2 separate regions of the Homo sapiens genome follow, and region 1 is linked to region 2. Evidence: chromatin contacts called from ENCODE Hi-C or POLR2A ChIA-PET data. All regions are on one chromosome and are shown on one strand. The core of a region is the stretch at or near the end of the contact, and the rest is flanking DNA. Distances in the headings are between cores, read along the strand shown. Region 1 has its middle 59 kb from the start of LINC02649. Region 2 has its middle 14 kb from the start of PFKFB3-AS1.

Evidence for each region. A loop is a pair of places that touch in the nucleus more often than their neighbours do. ChIA-PET counts read pairs that join two places held with the same protein, here RNA polymerase II (POLR2A). Pooled maps may share reads with other maps.
Region 1: a loop to region 2 is called in a pooled map, with 2.6 times the contacts of the local background. The contact joins two enhancer-like sites. A Hi-C loop is called at or near these places in 5 of 50 pooled maps. POLR2A ChIA-PET finds 5 or more read pairs at or near these places in 4 of 52 experiments (CD4-positive, alpha-beta T cell, CD4-positive, alpha-beta memory T cell, GM12878 and 1 more).

The regions. Positions count from the first base shown.
Region 1 is chr10:6,265,574-6,268,925 of GRCh38, forward strand. It overlaps a transcript of PFKFB3 not described here. Among named protein-coding and RNA genes, the nearest start is that of LINC02649, 59 kb to the right of the region's middle. Within about 2 kb of position 1,843, at least 9 of the 41 ENCODE cell types and tissues checked have a DNase peak (open chromatin) inside an H3K27ac peak, as active enhancers do.
Region 2 is chr10:6,187,119-6,190,874 of GRCh38, forward strand. It overlaps a transcript of PFKFB3 not described here. Among named protein-coding and RNA genes, the nearest start is that of PFKFB3-AS1, 14 kb to the right of the region's middle. RefSeq lists a silencer at 377-436. Within about 2 kb of position 1,558, at least 3 of the 41 ENCODE cell types and tissues checked have a DNase peak (open chromatin) inside an H3K27ac peak, as active enhancers do.

The DNA of each region.
Region 1 (3,352 bases), core at 593-3,092, 79 kb after region 2:
AGGCCTGTCACCCCACCTGCCTCTTGCGGGTAATTATTTTGACCACCTGCCCAAGGTATTGTTCAATTTTTCCACCGTATATTTACTATTTTCTCCCTTGGAGCTAATAAGCAATCTATGGGGAAACACTGGTGCCACGAAGACATCCTACTCCTCATCCAAATTTCTTTTTAAGTTTAGCTTTCACTGATGATTCTTGTCTCAACCAATCTTTGCTATAATGATTGCAGAAACATAATTTTCCAGCTCCACCCCCTCCTTCTGTGTTTATTGTTCAGGATTCTGCTGTCAGGAGGAGACTTCTCTTGTCCTTCATTTTTTTTTTTGTTTTTCTATTTATTATTATCATTTTTTAGAGACTGGGTCTAGTTCTGTTACGTAGGTGGGAGTGCAGTGGCATGATCATAGCTCACTGCAGCCTTGACCTCCTGCGCTCAAGGAATCCTCCTGCCTTAGCCTCCTGAGTAGCTAGGTCTATAGGCTTGTGCCCCACGCCTGGTTATTTTAAATTTTTTTGTAGAGACAAGGCCTTACTATGTTGCCCAGGCTGGTCTCAAACTCTTGGGCTCAAGTGATCCTTCTGCCTCGGCCTCTCAAATTGTTGGGATTACAGGCATGAGCCACTGAGCTTGAGACTGTTTATTTTATGGATTCATTGATTCCTATTATATTTAATGAGTTATAATCCATAGTGTCCTTATTTATTTTGACACTCAAATTGTCCCAGATTTGGGTCATAGGAGCATCTTCAGGCTGGCTCCTGTATCCTTCGGCATGCTCTCCTCTTCTGCTTTGAGGACGTCGTTGATTTCTAGGCCTGTACAATACTCCAGGCTCATCTTGTGCCTTCCCTGTCTCAGCTCTAAGACTGTCGATGTCTCTAACAAGCCCTCGGTCCTAGATCTGGTTGTAGTTGTGTTATTGCCAGTGGGTGTCATTGCTTCTAGGGTGTTTCAGTGGCCAGAGTTGGGATAAATATGTGTGTGTGTTCACATATGCGTAAATAAAACCATACAATAACTATAATATGTATGTGTGTGTATCTATATCTATATATGGTTGTATTATTGGAAATATACATTCATATTGAGATCTCCAATTCTAATTCAATGCAAATGTTCTTCTTTCACCCAGGACTGTCCACATATTTTGCAGAGTCCAAGTAAAATGTAGGACTCCGTTTTCAAAATTTATTCAGTATTTCAAAACAGCAACAGCAGAGCATTAACCCAAATAAAGGGCAAGGGGTCCCTGCCAAACCTGGGGCCCCGCATGATGGCCTTGGTCTCATGCGTGCGAAGCAGGCCTTGCCTCCATTATGCTCACAGGGAGAATGCTGGCTCACAGCATTGACAGCGTAACGCAAGATTGTCTGCGGAATTTGGGGACTATGTGAAAGAAAAAAGCAGAATTTAGAGGTGCTAAATTATAAATCTTTCACCTTTTTTCTCTTGTCATGTTGTTTTTTAAAATTTGCTATTTAATGTTATTCAAAATAAAGAAACAAGTTATTAGCATGAGTTCTACAGTTCGTCCTTATATTGTGCAGTGACAATTTTACATGCAAACATAAGCGCATTTAACTCATAAGTGGGTTCACCACAATCACACAACTGGTATTTCCCAGCTTGTATAGGCATATGTATCTTGTTCTTATGAGAACAATGGAGATATTGTACAAAACAAACTCACTGCTTTTATTCACCGCTTGATAACGCTCATGTTCTGCCATTGCTGGCTACCCTGGACGTACGTACTAATGAGTGAGGAAGGTCTGAAAGGAGAAGGAACTGTGGGTTTCACTGGCTTTCCCTTTCCTCACTTCAGCATGTGTACTTGGCTAATACAGGGAAGTAGGAGGTCAGGATGAGGCTCCTTAGTGGTTAGAGTTTCTTAGAACGTCATTGCCTTCTTTCTGCAGTCAGGGCAAGTTCTGGGTCAAACAGAAAGTGCGGTGTCTCGGGGCTGTTGGCGTTCTTACTTACTCACTTGTAGACATAGCACGCTTCCTTTCAGCCCCTTCTACTCACTTGCTGAATTCCCAGCCATCAAGGCAGCAAGCTTCACTTCTCAAACATCAGTTCAAAGATCAAATTACTGGCCGGGTGCAGTGGCTCATGCCTGTAATCTCAGCATTTTGGGAGGCCGAGGCGGGCGGATCACCTGAAGTCAGGAGTTCGAGACCAGCCTGGCCAACATGGTGAAACCCCGTCTCTACTAAAAATACAAAAATTAGCCAGGCATGGTGGCGGGCGCCTGTAGTCCCAGCTACTCGGGAGGCTGAAGCAGGAGAATCGCTTGAACCCGGGAGGCAGAGGTTGCAGTGAGCCGAGATGGTGCCACTGCACTCCAGCCTGGGTGACAGAGCGAGACCCTATCTCAAAAAAAAAAAAAAAAAAAAAAATCAAATTACTAAGAATTTCAAGCTGGCAATGACAGTGTTAAACCATGTGTAGTGTCCTGAGCATGGGGCCCTGTGCGACGGAGCAGTTCTCATGTCCGCTGCTTTTCAAGGATTTTCCTGTCTCCCCTCCCCCACGCCACTTCCATGGTCTGGAAGCCACAGGCAGAGCCCCTAAGGTGGTTATGTTGAGATTAGGTGTGGAATTCTTGGCATCATTTGAAGTTACTCTGTATCCCAGTAATGCTGAAAGCATGTGTGTCTTATTTGTACTTCTTGATAAACTTCTTTTTGGAGATTGCGTAGAGGGTTTTTAATTCAAGTGGCTGCTATTATGCCTCATGCTAGGAACCTTTTTGGGGGTGCTTTTCTATACTATTATAAAAATTATATAAGGCTAGGCACGGTGGCTCATGCCTGTAATCCCAGCACTTGAGGTCAGGAGTTTGAGACCAGCTTGGCCAACATGGAGAAACCCCATCTCTACTAAAAATACAAAAATTAGCCAGGGATGTTTGCGTGCACCTGTAATCCCAGCTACTCAGGAGGCTGAGGCAGGAGAATCACTCGAACGCAGGAGGTGGAGGTTGCAGTGAGCCAAGATTGTGCCACTGCACTCCAGCCTGGGTGACAGAATGATACTCCGTCTCCAAATAAATAAATAAATAGAAATTATATAAATATATTTAATAAAAAAGACTAGTTAACTTTTTTTTTTGTACTGGATCATACATTCACAAATTTCAAACATAAAGAGGTTAAAGAGGCTGGGTGATGTGGCTCATGCCTATAATCCCAGCACTTTGAGAGGCTGAGACAGGCCAATTGCTTGAGCCCAGGAGTTCGAGACCAGCCTAGGCAACTTGGCAAAACCCTGTTTTTACTAAAAATACAAAAAACTAGCTGGGCATGGTGGTGCATGACTGTAGTCCCAGCTATTTGGGAGGCTGA
Region 2 (3,756 bases), core at 308-2,807:
GGGAGGCCAAGGCGGGCAGATCACTGAAGGTTGGGAGTTCAAGACCAGCCTGGCCAACATGGTGAATCCCTGTTTCTACTAAAAAAAAAAAAATTAGCTGGACATGGTGGTGGGTGCCTGTAATCCCAGCTACTTGGGAGGCTGAGGCAGGAGAATTGCTTGAACCAGGGAGGTGGGGGTTGCAGTGAGCTGAGATTGCACCACTGCACTCCAGCCTGGGCCACAGAGTGATACTCCGTCTCAGAAAAAAAAGTGAAAAGGCAAGGGCCTTTTTGTCCTATCTCACTTCGCCTTACTGCCAGTAGTAGCTTGGTATTTAAATAGTGTAACAGGTGCAGTGTGGTTTATATTACGCTGTCTCATGTACAGTAAGTGATGAGATGGGAGAAGTTTAGACAACTGCTCTAGGCTGCGTCTCTACAAATTACTCATTTCACGTTGGGCAGGTCTTTCGTTGTCAGCAAATGGAAAGTCAAATTAAATGTATTTGTCATTATCTTTCAGCATTGGTGTTTGAAATATTAGTGATGTCTTGATTCATTGTTTATTCAAAATAGAATTTTTAGCTGCCATGGGTTTAAAAAAGGTAAGAATTTTGCTCAGAAGTGTGCACCTTCCGAAACTGAGGATCATCCTTTTGAGGTGAATGTGCAGAATTATTAGCATTTATACTTCTCATGAACTTTAACATTTCTGAGTTTTAGCTGTTTTGAAATAATTCCAGACTTAATAGAAAAGTTGCAGAAATAGTGCAAAGTGTTCCATAGCACTCTCACCTAGATTCTGCAAGTGTTACCATTTGACTCCTCTATCATTCTCTCCCTCTCCATTTCTATCTATCTATCTATCTATCTATCTATCCATCCATCCATTTACCTACCTACATATATATATATATATATCTGCCTCATAAAGAGGAAGAGAAAATATATTTATATGGATATATGTGTGTACGTGTGCGTGTGTGTGTGTCTGAAGACAGAGAGAAATATATGTCGTGCCCAGCCCCTATTTTTTTTTCTGAACCATTTGAGAGTTAGACGCAGACATGATGCCCTTTTGTCCCTAAGTACTTCAGGGTGTATTTCCTCAAAACGAGCACAGTATCATGATTGAAATCAGGATATCAACACTGATACAGTTCTGTTATCTAATATGCAAACTTCAAGTCTCACCAATTTTCCCACTACTGCTCTTTACCTTTAGCAAAATCAAGAACAACATTTAGAGTGATTCAAGGTTTCATCCAGGCTCACAAGCCTTTCATCTAGTGTGTCCTCAATCTTTGCTGCCTCTCATGGCCTTTGTATTTTTGAAAAGTGCAGGCACTGATTTTTTTTTAAACATTTTTTTTCAAAAGTTTAAAATGCGATAAAAATGTGTGACACAAAATCTACCATCTTAATCATTTTTAAATGTGTACAGTTCAGTAGTGTTAGATGTATTCACGCCATTGTGCAATAGATCTCTAGAACCTTTTCATCTTATAAAACTGAAACTCTGCACCCAATAAACAACAATTCCTAATTTCCCCCACCGCCTGCCCCTGACGTCCCCCGTTCTGCTTTCTGTTTCTGTGAATCTCTTGTAGTGACCTTGTGTAAGTGGAATCATACGGTGTTTTTCTTTCTATATCTGGCCTGCTTCGCTTAGCAAAAAGTCCTTAAGGTTGACCTCTGGTGTAGCTCTGACGGATTTCCTTCCTTTTAATTTTTTTTTTTTTTTTTTTTTTTTTAGACGGAGTCTCGCTCTGTCCCCCAGGCTGGAGTGCAGTGGCGCGATCTCGGCTCACTGCAAGCTCCGCCTCCCAGGTTCACGCCATTCTCCTGCCTCAGCCTCCCGAGTAGCTGGGACTACAGGCGCCCGCCACCTTGCCCGGCTAATTTTTTAAAAAAATTTTTTAGTGGAAACGGGGTTTCACTGTGTTAGCCAGGATGGTCTCGATCTCCTGACCTCGTGATCCGCCCGCCTTGGCCTCCCAAAGTGCTGGGATTACAGGCGTGAGCCACCGCACCTGGCGATTTCCTTCCTTTTTAAGGCTAATATTCAATTGTCTGTAAATTCCACATTTGGCTCATGCATTCCATCTGTCGATGGACACTTTGGTTGCTTTACCTGTTTGCTATTGTGAATGATGCTGCAATGGGCATACGTGTGCACGTATCTCTTCCAGAGTCAGGTCACTTATTTTTTAGAATATCCCTAATTTTTTTAGAATATCCTTAGTTTTTAGAAAATAAGGTCACTTATTTTTTAGAATTTTTTAGAATATTTAGAACTTGGGTCCATCTGTTGCTTCTTCCTAATTAGCTTTAGGTTCTGTGTGTTTGTCAGGGATGCTCGAGTAGTAGTGATGTGCCTGTCACAGACCAGACTGCTGATGGTGAGGTTCACTTTTTTTTTTTTTTTTTTTTGGGAGACAGTCTCGCTCTGTCACCCAGGCTGGAGTGCAGTGGCGCGATCTCTGCTCACTACAACCACCACCTCCCAGGTTCAAGCGATTCTCCTGCCTCAGCCTCCCGAGTAGCTGGGACTACAGGCATGCACCACCAAGCCCAGCTAATTTTTGTATTTTTAGTAGTGATGGGGTTTCACCATGTTGGACAGGCTGGTCTCGAACTCCTGACCTCAAGTGATCCGCCCGCCTCGGCCTCCCAGAGTGCTGGGATTACAGGCGTGAGCCACTGCACCTGGCTTGAGGGTAACTTTATCACTTGCTTAAAGATGGTGCCCGCCAGTTTTCTCTACTATATGGTCACTATTTTGTCCCTTTGTGATAAGTAAGGATTCTGTGGGGAGATATTTTGAGTCTCTGCAAATATCTGTTTTTATTTTTTATTTTTGAGATGGAGTCTCGCTTTGTCATCCAGGCTGGAGTGCAGTGGTGTGATCTCGGCTCACTGCAACCTCTGCCTTCCGGGTTCAAGTGATTCTCCTGCCTCAGCCTTCCGAGTAGCTGGGATTACAGGCACCCATGACCACGCCCAGCTAATTTTTGTGTTTTTAGTGGAGATGGAGTTTCACCATGTTGGCCAGGCTGGTCTTAAACTCCTGGCCTCAAGTGATCCACCCGCCTTGGCCTCTCAAAGTGCTGAGATTACAGGCGTGAGCCACCACGCCCAGCTGCAAATATCTTGTTTGTTATCAAGCTTCCACCCACTCGGTGATTCTTGTGTGAAACAATTATTCCTGCAGTGATTACCCAGGGATGACCTACAGATTCCGTCGTTCCTTCTGTACTTATTTGTTGATATTCTACTCTAAGGAAAAGCTTTCCCATCTCCTACATGCATTCATTCATTCATTGTATCCACAGTTGAGTGGATTCATGTGTTCCTATGTTTCTCTGGGTTTTAGTCTATTACTATCATTATTCATTTTGTTGTTCACATTGTACAGGATTTTGGGTGCAGTGGCTCATGCCTATAATCCAGCACTTTGGGAGACTGAGGCAGGGGGGACTGCTTGAGGCTGGGAATTTGAAACCAACCTGGGCAACATCGTGAGACCCCATCCCTACAAAAAAACAAAAACAAAAACAACAGATTGTACCAGATTTGGCCAGTGGGGAACCCTTTAGAATAGGCTCGTGTGTTTCTTGATATATCCACATCATCTTCCCATTAACTTCTATTTCAACATCAGGGTTTTCTGTGCCTCATGTCTCTATTTATTTCGGAGATAGGGTCTTGCTCTGTCACCCAGGCTGGAGTGCAGTGGTGCGATCTTGGCTCAGTGCAACCTCCGCCTCCCCGG